Linked DNA regions of Mus musculus: region 2 is linked to region 1. Evidence: chromatin loops called from intact Hi-C (ENCODE). Cell type or tissue: heart. All regions are shown on one strand.

The links. Peaks named below come from ENCODE experiments on the same cell type or tissue, not always from the same donor. Only the 100,000 strongest peaks of a DNase experiment are listed, where the experiment ranks them.
Region 2: a loop joins it to region 1, with 4 times the contacts of the local background. A loop is called at or near these places in 6 of 42 quality-filtered maps.

What each region holds. Positions count from the first base shown.
Region 1 is chr4:19,329,378-19,337,377 of GRCm38, reverse strand. The region is part of intron 3 of Cngb3 (cyclic nucleotide gated channel beta 3); the gene reads right to left. Among named protein-coding and RNA genes, the nearest start is that of Cngb3, 53 kb to the right of the region's middle. In heart, a CTCF peak has its summit at 4,247 (motif pointing right); no DNase peak of the experiment used is centred here; H3K4me3 peaks cover 562 bases; H3K27ac peaks cover 216 bases.
Region 2 is chr4:19,496,500-19,504,499 of GRCm38, reverse strand. It overlaps Cngb3 (cyclic nucleotide gated channel beta 3), which reads right to left. Exons shown (of 18, transcript NM_013927.2): 16 at 1-58. Among named protein-coding and RNA genes, the nearest start is that of Cpne3, 70 kb to the left of the region's middle. In heart, a CTCF peak has its summit at 4,788 (motif pointing right); no DNase peak of the experiment used is centred here.

The sequences.
Region 1 (8,000 bases):
TTAGAAATTCTGAAAGGTCACAGATGCCTGCCCTGGACACTATTTCTAGCAAAAATTGTAATAGAGAGAGACATCATGGTAAAACAAAATTCAAGTAGTATCTATTTACAAATGCAAATCTACATAATAGGATAGAAGGATAACTTTAACCAGAGTGGTTAACCACACTCAAGAAAACACATAGAAAACCAAAACAGAACCCCAAAAACCCTATGATCTGCAAATCAAAAAAAAAAAAAAAATCATACCATCACAACAAAATAAGGGATATCAAAATAGGGATATCAAAATCCTATTTATTGATAACTCTACTAGTAAGTAATCTCAATCTCCCCAAAAGGACTCAGACAAAGAAATTGCATATGAAAAAATTCATTTTTCTGCTGCATCCTAGAAACACACCTTAATATCAAGAACAGACATCACCTTACAGTAACAGCCTAGAAACAGATATTCCAAGTAAATGTACCCAAGAAGCAAACTGGTGTAGCCATTTTAGCAGCTAACAAAATAGATGAAGAGACAGATAAGGAAACTGTATACTCATCAAAAGAAAAATTCTACCAAGAGGATATGACAAACCTAAATATCTATGCACCAAGCAAAAGGACGTAAGCATTCATACAAGAAACATTACTACAGATAAAATTATACAATGACCCTTACACAATAATAATGGCTGACTTCAATACCCTACTCTTGCCAATAGATAGAACATCCAGACAAAAATTAAACTAAGAAATTCTAGCACTAAATGGCACCATAAACCAAATGGAACTAATAGATATTTAGAGAACATTTCACCCAGACACAAAAGAATATACCTTCTTCTCAGAGCACATAGAACTTTCTCCAAAATTGACTATATACCTGGACACTAAACAAGTCTCAACAAATACAAGAAAATTTAGATAACACCCAGTTTCCTTTTTGACCACAATGGATTAAGGCTGGATGTCAATAACAACAGAAACAAAAGAAAGCTTACAAATTTGGGGAAGTTGAACAACACACAACTGAATGAAAAATGGGTCAAGATGGAAATGAAGAGAGAAATTGAAAATGTTGAATTGAATGAAATTCAAATGCAGCAGACCTAAACTTATGGAATACAGTGTAGGGGCTTCTGAGAGGCAAGTTCACAGCTGTGAGTGTCCACATAACAATATTGGAGAAATCTCATATTAGTAACTTAATGATACACCTGAAACCTCTAGAACAAAAGAAAAAGTAACCCTCAAAAAGAGTAGATGAAAATAAATAATTAAACTCAGGGATGAAATAGAAAAAAAAATACAAAGAATCAATGAAACAAAGAGTTGGTACTTTGACCAACACTTATCCAATTTAACTAAAAGGCAGAGAGAGAAAATCCAAATCAACAAAATTAGAGATGAAAATGGGGGACATAAAAACAGATGCCAAGGAAATCTAGAAAATCATAAAAGCATACTTTAAAAACTTCTACTCCACCAAATTGGAATATCTTAAAATGTGGATTGTTAGGAGACAGTTCCTGAGCACAGCCATCTCATTAGTTGTTGTGCCAGGAAGTGTTCATTAACCCCAAATGACCACCCAGGAGCTGACTTCAGTGTAGATGTAATAGCACTATGGTATTTTATTTCCAAGCTAGAGCTTGGGCCACACCACATCAGTAATGCAGCAGGACAGGAAGGTGGAGCTCTTAGCAGGACAAAGCTTTATAGGAAATGGCAATTAAGGAGGGATTTCATCCTGTCAAGCATCTAATTGTGTGACTATTGTAAGCTGACAGGTGAGGGCTCTGAAGCAAAACCATGAACCATTATAAATGGTCTGAAAGTACATCTGAAATGATCAGACTAATCTTTGATTGGCTGTTGCTAATAAGTAGCTAGGGTGTGGCCAAGGACAAACCATGATGTCCTTCCTGGTACTTGGGTTCAGCTTGGGTTCAGCTCTAGGTCAAGTTCCCAGTGTAGAGGAATGCCAGGGCCAGAAAGCAGGAGTGGGTGGGTTGGTGAGCAGGGGGCTGGGGGAGGGGATAGGGGAGGGGATTTTTGGAGGGGAAACCAGGAACAGGGATAACATTTGAAATGTAAATAAAGAAAATATCTAATAAAACAAAACAAAAGAAACAAATAGACAAAAAAAAAGATAATTTTCTGGATATATACCATCTACCTAAGTTAAGTTAAAATCATATAAGCAACTTAAACCTATAACCCCTAATGAAATAGAAGCAGTAATTAAAATTCTTCACCACCCCTCAAACAACAACAACAACAACAACAACAACAGCAACAACAACAACAAACCAAGAAAACAAACCAGCAAGAAATAAATGTAAAAGCAAGCAAGCAAGCAAGCAAGCAAGCAAGCAAGCAAGCAAGCAAGCAAGCAAGAACAGATTGGGAGTTGGCTTTAACTCAGAATTGTATCAGACTTTCAAAGAAGAGTTATTGTCAATACGCCTTAAATTAGTCCACAAAATAAAAACACGAGAAACATTGCCCAATTCTATTTATGAGGAAGCAAGTCCCCTGACCCCTAAACCACCAAAAAGCCTAACAAAGAAAATCATAGACCAATCCTTCCTTCCTTCCTTCCTTCCTTCCTTCCTTCCTTCCTTCCTTCCTTCCTTCCTTCCTTCCTTCCTTCCCTCCCTCCCTCCCTCCCTCCCTCCCTCCCTCCCTTCCTTCCTTCCTTCTTCCTTCTTTTCTTCCTTCCTTGCCTCTCTCCCTCTCTCTCTCTCTCCTTTCTCCCATTTTCCTTCAGTCCCTCCTTTTTTTTTTTTTTTAACCTTATAGGGCTTTTGCTTATGTTATGGTTTTTGGTCTGTGTTTTACTTAGATTTCCGTGTGTGATAATGTGTGTGTGTGTTTGTGTGTGTATCCACATGTGTTTCTTATACTTTTCTTTGGCTCTTTTCTTCTGATTGTTTGTTTGTTTTGTTCTATTCCAATTTGCCTGTTTTTACTTTACCTTATTTTAATATTATTTATATATACCCGTTTGTTTTGTAACCAAGGTTATGGATTTGTGTAGGAGAGGAAATGGAAATTATTATCAGGACATCTATGTGAAAAAATATTTTCAATAAAAGAAAAAGTCAGTGTCATTCCAAAAAATGTTTCCTTCCTCTTTTCTCTTTTATGGATTTTAGGAAGTAGCTATTTTTAAGGTAGGTTGAGAGGATCAATAATTCTCCTATCTGAGACCTAGTCTCCAGAGTGTGTGTGTGTGTGTGTATTTCTACTTGAAGCTATGTTACATTGTTCTAGTATCTGCACTTAAAACACCTTTGACAATGAACACTATACATTTCAGAATATTCTTTTAGGCTATTACGTACAAAAACATGGTTTATTTCAGGGTATGGATATTTCTAAAAAAATTGGTGTCATCTGATTTTTTAAAAAAGAATAACCATTAAGATATGCAAAAGTTGATTTTATACCTTCTTTTTTTCAGCACTTTAAAAACATTTCTGCTAATGTGAGCAGTCCAAATATGGAGGAATATTGGTGAGCATGTTCGATTACTGTGAGGCCAATGTGAGCACATCTGCTCGTTCTCACCTTCTAACTGATGCGTTTGAAGCCGTAGTCTTCTGTTTTCATCTACTCACATGTCTTTTATGTGTCACGTAGCTGTTAAAAGAGTATTGTTTTGAGATAAGCTAATTATCCACATAAATTCTTGTCATTTCTTTGGGCTTCAAAACTTGAGGATTTGATGAAAATTCGTTTTAATTTGAATATAGCCAAGCTAATTTTACTTTTAGCTCCTGAGATCCTTTTGAGTCTTCTGTATGAGGGAAGAAGGTAAAATCTCGGGGCAGATGCTACACCACGGAGCCTTTTATCTTCCTTTGAATAATCTTTCTTATAATTTGTGATATATTGTCATCTTTGTCCTTCTTTAACAAATTTGTTCTCTTTTTATTTATGATATTTTTATTTCACATAAGACTAACCAGTTTCACAACCCCAACTACGTAAAACAAACCTGTAACTGTATTTATAGGCTCATCACAGTAATCATTTCTCTTAAGATAAAAGCGCCGTCAGAGAGAAATTAAAGACAATGTTCTGTTAATCAGGAAATTTGGAGTTGGGAGGAGAACAAGAAATTAACAGCTTCAGGTTATATTTTATTTTATTTTTTCCTGAATAGGAATTCTCTGATATCGGAGAATTGAATTTCTATTGTAATCATTCTCTCCCTTTGATCTCCAGCTTTTCCGGTTCCGCAAGGGAATCGAGAAGAGGAACGCTAGAGGGCAGTAAAGGCGCATTTTACAGACGCGAGACTTGCGGCTTTTCAGAGGTGGTTCTGAGCCAAACTCCAGCTTTGTTGTGACTGATTTCTTCCGTGCCTGGTTCTTAGATTAATCCACGCTTTGGTTCAGGAGCCCCCTGTGTAGAGGGAGCAGCGCTGGGCGGATGGTTGAATGCTGCCAGAGAGTACTACAAACAAGTTAAGCCTTGTTTGGTTCTTGTGGTGTGAACTTATTTGTATTTTTTCAGCAAAGAATGAGAATTGTTCGGATTATGAGCCATTTTTTTTAACTTTTATTTTGTGATGTTTTCAAACTTTCTATGATAGTGTACATGAGCAAAATTACCCCAGTAGAAACAATAAATAGGATAAAACTTAAAAATTATATTGCTTCTTTTGGGAAAATGAGTTTCATGGATTTATTATAGTGTGTTTACATGAAAGAGTGGAACACAGGAGAGTCATGGAAAGGACAGGCCAGGGTCTCTGGTGGTCTGCATTTCTCTCTTTAAAACCCAGTTATCCTAATGTGTGTTAATTATTGACACTTAGACCCTCACTCAGAAAATATGGCCCAGGCGTTCATGAGAAGACAGGAACCAATAGGCTGGCATCTTTACAGCCAGTGGCTCCCTTCACTGTTAGTTCAATCTCAACATAATGAAACAAGTAGTCATTAAGTGTACCAGAAGGGATAATTGTGATGTCTAGAATTTATGTAGAACTATACAATCTAGTGATCAAAAACTAGGCCAGTACTATGGCTGAATAGCGTCCAATTTTATTGCTTCTAAGCAGTCAAGTTTATAGCAAATTATTAAAAAAATTGCGCTCATTAAAGGGACAAAAGGGATGGAAGGCAATCTGTGGGCTGCATTTCCCTACAGTGTTAATTAGGGATGGTGAACAACGATCTGCAAAGAAAACTGAGCTACTCCAAGTGTCAGTGGAGAGGAAAAGGGACAGAGGCATCCCAGGGACAGGATCCCATGTGGGTTCCTGGGAGCGAAGCTCTGCCTTATGAGGGTCCATATTCAGAAAAGCCTTGTGGACTTTGACATTTTTCTGAAGCCGGGCTCGGAAGGACTTTCTTCCTGGGAGATGCACCCTTGACCCTGAACTTTCTCTGTTGATTGTTCCAGGAAAGGGAAAGCTTGGTGAGACCAGGAACTCCATGTGGGGCACGGTAGCATGAAATGCTTCCCAAGAACTCTTACTACAGTTTCTCAGACGTTGATTCTATAGGTCTTCATGTGCAGTAGAGATCCTAAGAAAATTATAATCCGAGCTGACTTTTGCAGACCTCCCTTGGCATCTGTCTCTTGTAACATGTATAAACGAGAAGTCAGATACAGGTGTTTCAAAGAATTAGTGACTTTCAAAGACCACCCTCTTCTTACTATTTTTTTTTTTTTTTAAGCATCATCTGTATGCACACACTGGAGAAATGCTAGTGTGGTTTTTTTTTGTTTGTTTGTTTGTTTTTTTTTTTGTTTTTTGTTTTTTTTTTTTCATTTAGGAGAGTTAGAAATGGGGGACTGGAAATGTCACTTAAGAAACAGATTGGGCATAAATATTGGACTTGAAATTAGTGTAAACTAGCTCACGTCCAAGCGTTTAAAAGCTGTCCACAGACAATAAGCTGTTCCCTATGATTTCCCAAAACTGCCTTGGAAGAAGCACATTGTCTCGGATTTCTAATTATCTGTTCAAGTCCTTTGCCAATATTTCACAGTGAGTGGAATTCTCCTATGTATTTCTGTTAGCAGGGAGGCAGCCTTTCCATTTGGCTAATTAAACCTACAGTCTGGGAAAGTTTTCACTGTTTTAAGTTTTGTGTTCAGTCTTTCTCAGCGCTTACCAGCCCACACTGTAATATGGTCAGCAGACTAAACTATTAACAACAAATAACTCTGGGGTATGAGGAAAATGAAGATACTGGCCGGATGTTCCCCAGGATCAAAGTTCACATTTTCACCCATGCAGTCTGTGAATACACAGCGAAAATTACCTGTGGGCCACAGTGTTCCAAATGGAGGGATTATCCTGGATTATCTACCTGGGTTCAAGCTAATCATGTAAACCCTGGAAAAGTAGAAAACCGTCTCTGGCTGCAAGCAGAAGAGAGATTGCATACAGTTTTGGTTTTTTTTTTTTTTTTTCTCAAAGCTGAAATACCCAGGGCAGAGTAGATTTCAAGGATAGATAGAGCTGACAGGAAGATGGGGGCTAGAGAGCAGTCCCATCCTTCCTGACTGGCACTGCAGATGCTTCACTGTATGGCCTGGTGAGCAGGAAGTTGGTACTCCCTAGGTATGCTAAATTTGGGTCTGTTCCAACACATGAAGTTCATCCAAATGCTTTGGGTCCTAGTGAGACTCAGGAGTTGTAAGTAGTGCAGAATCAGTCACTGAGTAGAGAAAACAAAGAGAGACAATGCTGGTTGCTGATATTGTTTATCTGTTTAGGTTTTTACCAGGTTGGAGATTATAAGGATTGTTAGTTCAGTACCTTCTAAAATTTATTTATTTATTTATTTATTTATTTATTTATTTATTTATTTATTATTGGTACCTCACATTGGTAGTGAGTTAAGTATGGTAACTTCACTGTAGGTTTTTTAGACATTACTTTTTGATAAGCAGAATAAAATTATTTCATATTATGATTTATATCCTTCAGTGAATATTATCCTTCAATATAGGAAGTAAAGTACATTTTCTTAGCCTGCTGAAATAAAAAATCTGATCTCAGCAGAAAATATTAATGCTTGAATAAAGATTGTATTTTCTAAGGTGGTGGACGAGATGCACAGTCCTTCTCACCAGATTATAAGATCTATTTTAAGTCTCCATAAACTATATGTTACTTTTTTAGTTTCTTTCAAAACACATGTTAGTATGTCTCAGACAAAACATTCATTACTCTAAGAAATACCCTCTGCTTCTAATTTTCAAAGCATATGAGTAAAGGCCTTGCTAGTTAGTGTGAGAAAAAACATAGCATTGAGCTTCCAAGTAGGCAGAAGTACAGCAGCCTACAGAATGCTTTCATGTGGCCACACTTGTATCTTAATCCTGGGGGAAGCAAATTCTTTCTTCAATTAGCTTTGCCCTGAATAGAAGGCTCAGTGTATCGCACCAGCCAGTGTCCTTGTGCTGTGTAATGATGCCTTAGTCACTGCTTCCCTTTCATTCCAGTTCTCAATCATGTCCTAGATTTTGGAGGAGAACATCTAGTGTGATCAACAGTGATTACAGAGCAGTCTCCAAACCTGGCTGTCACCCGAGTCATTAAAATACCCGTAGCTGAAGTCAAGCAGAGAGGAAATCAAAGGCATATATATTCTTTTTGTTCTTGAGCAGTTAGTTAAAACACAAGGGTCCAACTTGGTTCTTAACCCTAAATAGCTTAGAAGTACATTAAACTGTGAATTTCATGGGGTCTATTAGGAAACATTTAGTGATATTTGTGATCAAAATCTTATTAAAACAGACACACAGCTTGATCATATTGTATTCATGGGTATGCATGAAGTTATTTAAGGGAAATTAACATGATGATATCTTAACTTGAATGAGTTAAGAATAGTCACAGATTTATAGAAAACATGTTATCTTCCCTCTAAAATTATACAATTTGGGGATTTCATTCATTCATCCATGTATTCATTTCGCATTTACTTATCATAGTCATGGAACTAAGAATATAAAAATAAACATAACAGTATCTCA
Region 2 (8,000 bases), 170 kb before region 1:
AAATCCGTGGGCCACAACATCAGCTGTCCGGCGATTTCCTCCTCCTTTTGCCAGAAGGCTGTGAGAAAAGCAGGTCTTCAGTTACCAGTTTCACTCATCCTTTTGTATCTCAAACAAAACTGCAAATTTAATTACTCAGCTATACATTGGTAGACTTGGTATCACAAAGGAAGTTTGTAAGATGTTGACTAACTGTCAATGTAGTAAGTCATTCCAAATGGGAAATACAAAATCTTTAGCAAATTGTGTGTGTCATTATGACAGAATCTAGAATCCCTTGGAAGGGGGAGTCTTTTTTTTTAATTAGATATTTTCTTTATTTACATTTCAAATGTTATCCCCTTTCCTAGTTTCCCCTCTGAAAATCCCCCATTCCCTCCCCCTCCCCCTGCTCCACAACCCACCCACTCCCACTTCCTGGCCCTCGAATTACCCTATACTGGGGCATAGAACCTTCACAGGACCAAGGGACTCTCCTCCTATTGATGACTGACTAGGGCATCTTCTGCTACATATGCAGCTAGAGCCATGAGTCCCACCATGTGATTTCTTTGACTTGTGGTTTAGTCCCAGGGAGCTCTGGGGGTACTGGTTAGTTCATATTGTTGTTCCTCCTATGGGGTTGCAAACTCCTTCAGCTCCTTGGGTACTTTCTTTAGCTCCTTCATTGGGGACCCTGTGCTCTGTTCAATGGATGACTGTGAGCATCCACTTCTGTATTTGCCAGGCACTGGCAGAGCCTCTCAGGAGACAGCTATTATCAGGTTCCTGTCAGCAAAATCTATTTTTTTTTAATTTTTTTTATGGCTGTTTGAATTTTCTTTTTATTTTTATTCCTCCCGTTTTGCTCTGATGAAAACGTACATTCTTTTTGAATCATAATGGTGAAAGCAAACAAGATATCTTGCGCATGGGTAAGACAAAACCTACATTACACTTTAATAAACAAAAGTTTGAAATTCTCACGTATTCTTAGCTAGAGCTACTAATCATCTTTATTTTGGTTAGGATTGTTTACAATCTGAAGTTAGAAATAGTTTGCATTTACAAAATTGTTTGCAATTTTTTTTTTGAGTTTTCTTTTTAAAAATTTTTTCCCACATTTTTTATTAGATATTTTCTTCATTTATATTTCAAATGCTATCCCAAAAGTCCCCTATACCCTCCCCCCCCCCCGCCCTGCTCCCCTACCCACTCACTCCCACTTCTTGGCCCTGGCTGTCCCCTGTACTGGGGCATATAAAGTTTGCAAGACCAAGGGGCCTCTCTTCCCAATGATGGCTGACTAGGCCATCTTCTGCTAGATATGCAGCTAGAGACACGAGCTCTGGGGAGTACTGATTAGTTTATTTGTTGTTGGCATCTGCAATAGTGTCTGAGTTTGGTGGTTGTTTATGGGATGGATCCTCAGGTAGGACAGTCTCTGGATGGTCATTCCTTCAGTCTCTGCTCTGAACTTTGTCTCTGTAACTCCTTCCATGGGTATTCTTGTTCCGCCTTCTAAGAAAGTATGAAGTATCCACACTTTGGTCTTCCTTCTTCTGAGTTTCATGTGTTTTGCAAATTGTATCTTGGGTATTCTGAGTTTCTGGGCTGATATCCACTTATCAGTGAGTGCATATCATGTGTGTTCTTTTGTGATTGGGTTACCTCACTCAGGGTGATATCCTTCAGATCTATCCATTTGTCTAAGAATTTCATAAATGTATTGTTTTTAATAGCTATGTAGTACTCCATTGTGTAAATGTACCACATTTTCTGTATCCATTCCTCTGTTGAGGCACATCTGGGTTCTTTACAGCTTCTGGCTATTATAAATAAGGCTGCTATGAACATAGTGGAGCATGTGTTCCTATTACAAGTTGGATCATCTTCTGGGTATATGCCCAAGGATCACTATCCCTGACCTCGACCTGTACTACAGAGCAATTGTGATAAAAACTGCATGGAGCTGGTATATCGACAGACAGGTAGATCAATGGAATAGAATTGAAGACCCAGAAATGAACCCACACACTTATGGTCGCTTCATCTTTGACAAAGGAGCTAAAATCATCCAGTGGAAAAAAGACAGCATTTTCAACAAATGGTACTGGCTCAACTAGTAGTTAGCATGTAGAAGAATGTGAATTGATCCATACTTATCTCCTTGTACAAAGCTCAAGTCTAAGTGGATCAAAAAACTCCACATAAAATCAGAGACACTGAAACTCATAGAGGAGAAAGTGGGGAAGAGCCTCGAAGACATGAGCACAGGGGAAAAATTCCTAAACAGAACAGCAATGGTTTGTGCGGTAAGATCTAGAATCGACAAATGGGCCCTTATAAAATTGCAAAGCTTCTGTAAGGCAAAGGACACTGTCAATAAGACAAAAAGTCCACCAACAGATTTGGAAAAGATCTTTATCAATTTGAAATCCAATAGAGGGTTAATATCCAATATATACAAAGAACTAGAGAAGTTAGACTCCTGAGAACTAAATAACCTTATTTACAAATGGGGTACAGAGCAAAACAAAGAATTCACAACTTAGGAATACTAAATGGCTGAGACGCACTTAAAAAAAATGTTCAACATCCTTAATCATCAGGGAAATTCAAATCCAAACAACCCTGAGATTTCACCTCACACCAATCAGAATGACTAGTATCAAAAACTCAGGTGATAGCAGATGCTGGCGAGGATGTGGAGAAAGAGGAAGGAGTCTTAATGAGACGTTTTATAGTGATGAATTATCTTGACTATGTCAATAGAGATCAGAAGACTTGCCCATTGTTGGTGGCATTATTCTCTGAGCACTGGATCCTACATTTTCTTAAGAGTGGAGAAGAGAGCTGAACAGTAGCATGCGCACATTTATTGCTCTCTGGTCTTGACCTCAGATTTGATATAACTAATTGCTTTAAATTTCTATTGCCTTGACTTCCCTGCAATGATAGATTGTTGTGTGGAATTGTGAACCCAAAATACCCTTTCTTCCTTAAGTGCTATTAACAAGATCTATATCACATCAGGAGGCAAAACTGAGAAACCATTTCATTTTAAGCTCTCTGCACCCTGAAGACACCACTCACCTTAAAGATAGAATCATCGTTTAAGTGCTCTTTTTTTCTTTTTCCAATTTTTTATTAGGTATTTTCTTCATTTACATTTCAAATGCTATCCCGAAAGTCCCCTATACCCTCCCTTCCACCCCCTGCTTCCATATGCACCCACTCCCTCTTCTTGGCCCTGGTGTTCCCCTGTACTGGGGCATACAAAGTTTGCAAGACCAAGGGACCTCTCTTCCCAATGATGTCTGACTAGGCCTTCAATGCTCTTTTTAAAAATATATTTTTTAAATATTTAAAAACTCTCTTCCCAAGGGAATTTTGGAAGGTATCTATATTGCATACTTTGTCTAATGAGAACTATACTTTAAACATATTTTAAAATAGGTAACAGTGATTACAACTACTCATGTCTAGTGTTCTTTTGATCTCCTATTTAGGGAAAAACACTTTGCTAGAACCTTACTCCTGCTGAGGAAAGAGGTTTTCCCTGGTGCAGTCCTTCCAGCTTGGAAAGCAAAACAAGTCCTATAAGGCTATAGCTCACCCACACCTCAAAAGGTGGAGACTCCATCCTATGACTTTCCATGATTTCCTCTCCTCCGTTCTTTATCCCCATAAGACTCCTATAGAATAGTGTGAGTTGCAATGGAAACAGATAACTTCTCTGAGGAAGGATGCTTAAGTAAGTGTGGTCATTAAGAGAGAAGGAGAGAGTGCAAGAGGAGTGTGAAGCCTTTGTCATCTGTAGCTCTGACAAACATACATACCACAGACCCCTGTCAGAGCAGCGTGAAACCCAATGCTAAGTGTTCGTCCACCTCGCTTCTCATTTCTAGCTTCCAGCAGTTACAAATTACATACATAGCATATTCGAGAAACAGATGAGATGTCGATGATGCAGGTGTTAGAATTCACAGACAGGAAAATTTAGAAACTGTGATTGATACAGTAAGGAGTATAATGAAAAGGGGAATCATGCAAGAACAAGTATATAATATAAACATGAAAATTTGAAGAATCTAAAAAAAAATGCAAGAAATCAAAAGTGCTGTAACAGAGAGGAATAATGCTTCTGATGGACCCAGCACCATGTTGGCCTGGAAAAGAATCCGTGAAGTCGAATAAAAGTTAACAGAAGCTTTCTAGACTAACATGCAAAAGGAACGAGCAGAACTGAACTAGGTTCACAGAGATCACTTTGAAATATGAGACATAGACCTAACTGGAAAACCAGAAGGAGACAAGGGGGGGGGGTGTTTCTAGCAGAACATTTAAGAGCTTTCCAAAACTAATGCCAAACACTCAAACCACAGAAACTGAGAGACTGAATAACATCCAAAGGGATAAATAATTAGTGTATCTCTCAGTCCTCACCAGAGGTGCTCTCTTCTGCAGGGGATGGCTAGTGATACAGAGATTCAAAACTGGTCAATGTGCAGGGACTAAGAGACTAAGGAGAACACAGATGTAAACATATAGACCTACTCCCTAAATTTAACGAATAAGATGGGACAAATGTCTCAAACAGTAAAACAGTGTTTGGAGGATATGCCAGGACCATGAACACATGAACTCAGTGGCTATGACTGAATGCATAAGCCAGCAAAAATCCCAGCTTGGATGAGGAGGAGCTCATGAGCTCCCACTCCTAGAAGAGGACCTATAGGCAACTGATGTGAAGGGAGAGTCAGGTTGTTTTAGGTATGTGATGCCTGAGAGGTTACTCAGTCTCCAGTAGATGGCCCCATACTCATGCACATGCAGGCAGCAGTAAGTGGACTCAGCAGGTTTAAAACAGATCACATAAAGTAAGGAGTGGAAAATGGTGAGGGCTATAGGGGAGAGACCTGGATGGGGGTTAATTTGGTCAAAGCAAGTTATGTGCATGCGTGAAAATTTAAACAATAAAAAGGGGAAAATAAAGGACTACAAAGGAATTAACAAATACCCCTCAACTACTCATAGCATATTCAAACTATATTCAAACTATAGGAAACCAAAGACAAAAACAAAGTCTTGAAAGAATATAAAACGGGAAATACTTGAGCTAAACATAGACCAGGACCACAGCAGTTTTCTTACCCAAAAGCAATCTCATCTCTAGGCAGTGGAGTGAAACATTCAATGTTAAAAGAAATGTCTATGACCTGCAATTCTATATTTAGTGAAAATATTCTTCAGAAGTAAAGGAGAAACAAAGATTTCTTCAAATGAACAAACACCAAGGTGATCTATTCCTAAGAGACCTGTCCTGCAGAAAGTGTTCAAAGAATTCCCAAGGAGAAAAAAATATCAAAACCAAAAACAAAGCATAGATCATAAACTCAGGTCTCCATAGGAAAGGGAGCAAATGAAGGGAAAGAAAACATGAATCTCTGTTGATCTAGGAGATGATTATTTCAGTGACAAAGTAAGTGGCTCTGTGTGTGTGTGTGTGTGTGTGTGTGTGTGTGTGTGTGTGTGTGTGTGTGTGTTTAATAACAGAATATGGGCAAGTGATTGGTAGTGTCACAGGGTGGGTAGGGAGGAACTGTGCTAAGGGACGCTCTACATGTGAAGTATTAACTGAAGGCAGGCTTAGACCTAACTTACACATGAACACTTTAGGGAAAAAATTACTGTTTTGTTTGTTTGTTTGTTTGTGCTTTCATTTTTAAGGTTGGGCATCTCTGGGTACCTGCAGCTGGCTTTGAATCTATGATCTTCCTGCACCATGAATGGGTAGCTAGGGTTAGAGACATGCGCCATTGAACCAGGCTAAGAATAGTTATTATGCTAAGAAAGGAGAGAAAAATGAATCATGCAAAGTGCTCAGCTGAAGCTGAGCTCGATCCGGTACTGTGGCACCATTTATAATCTAAGCATTTGGGAGGCTTAGGCAGGACCATGAGCTGCAGGTCAGCCTGGACCACATAACAGTACCTTGTCTTGAACAGACAGACAGACAGACAGACAGACAGACAGACAGACAAGCAACCCCAAAAGTAAAGCAAGAAACAAACACCAGAGCAAAAGAAAAAGGTGGGGAAGAGGACCTAATGATAAGGTGGGCACTCACCTCCACCTAACAGTGAAGATGGGGGCAGGAAAAAGAAGGCCAGGGCTCTCCAAACCACAGAAGAATTAAACTACTCCTTCAGGACAAAATATGTGTATTTAGAATCCTTCAGTGTGACTGTGTTAAGGCATGGTTGCTTTAATCAGTGACTGCTTTTGCCAGAGAAGACAAAAGAAACACATTTCATTCCATCTCTCTACATATCTACGCAGCATTCCATGCATACATGTGTGTATGTATGATCTATCTACCTAGCTAGCTAGTTATCTATCACAATTACTATTATTATTTTTACTAATTCATACATGTGTGTCTATATGATCTATCTCCCTAGCTAGCTAGTTATCATCTATCACAATTATTATTATTATTTATTTTACTAATTTATACATGTGTGTCTATATGATCTACCTAGCTAGTTATCATCTATCACAATTATTATTATTGTTATTGTTATTTTATTTTTTTTTACTAATTCACCTACCCAAGTTTCTATCTGTCTTCCTGCTTGTCTATTAAATGGAAATACATGGGTTCGATAAAGTAGTTTTCATTCACACTCCTGTGGTTTTTTTAATACAGAGTAATCAAGTAGTTAGGCAGGGCAGGATGTCACTGGGGAGCTTAATCTACACCCAGAGAACCTCTGTGAGCGTGCCAAACTATGCAAGAGCGGAAATAACATATTTAAATGTCAGGCTATTTTGAGATTTCTCAAGCTTTAATTAAACTTGCCTACAGGTTGCACGTTTGGAGTGCTTGATGAGTTTCTGAACGGAAGAAATAGTCTGTCTGCCAGATGGATTTTGCCCAAACTCTCTCAGCAATGTTTTAAATAGCATCTTTTTTTTTCTCTCTTCTTATCCATAAAATGCTTCTCCAGCGTTCCACGAGTGGAAAGTTTTACTCATTAAATTGCTTAGTAAGAAGGTCCCTCCATTAATATCCACAGTTTCATGTAGAGTTTCCCAAAGACTCCATGCCAAAGGACAAATAGCTGATAGTACAGTTAAATGTCTCCAGGTTAAAAAGAAGCTTGTGTTGAGTAATAGTCCAGGAAATAAAGGAATTTATTCTAATCGTGGACCAGTTCATTGTTCTTACCTTATATAGCTCAAGGATTTTTTTTTTTTTGATATTCTGTTCATCCAGGAAAGTATTAAGCTCCACAATGTATTCAAACAATGAGAGGGAATTGAAGAGACACACCATCAAAACATAGTATCATTATGTGAGAAGGCTGCAGGATTAGGAACTAAATCACCATTTCATATACCCGTTTATGAAATATTTCTAATCACTTTTCCTGAAAACAGAAAACTTTTTTTAATCATCTGCTGCAGGAATCTGACTATCCTTAACGGACTGGCTTTGTGTGGTTTTGTGACGACGTTCAGTTATGAAGAAAGTTCAACTAGGAAGATTCCTACGTACTTATTTTTTAAAATGAATTAACGTATTCACTTTACATCCTGATTGCAGCCTTCCCCTCCCTCCTGTCCTCCCAGTCCCTCCGTCTCACCTCTTTAGTGAATTCTTTTTTCTCTTGTTCTTATTTATTTATTTATTTATTTATTTAATATATGTGAGTATACTGTTGTTCTCTTCAGACACACCAGAAGAGGGCATCGGATCCCATACAGATGCCTATGAAGCACCACGTGGTTGCTGGCAATTGAACTCAGAACCTTTGGAAGAGCAATCAGTGCTCTTAACCACTGAGCCATCACTCCAGCCCCCTTAATGAATTCTTAACCCTCATTTGTTATATGGGATTACACACTCAGAGCTGAGTGCAGGAACTGAAGTACTTCTGTGAGCATATCAGAGACACGATGTATTCAGAAAAAAGTCAGCTACCAATATGGATACACACACACACACACAC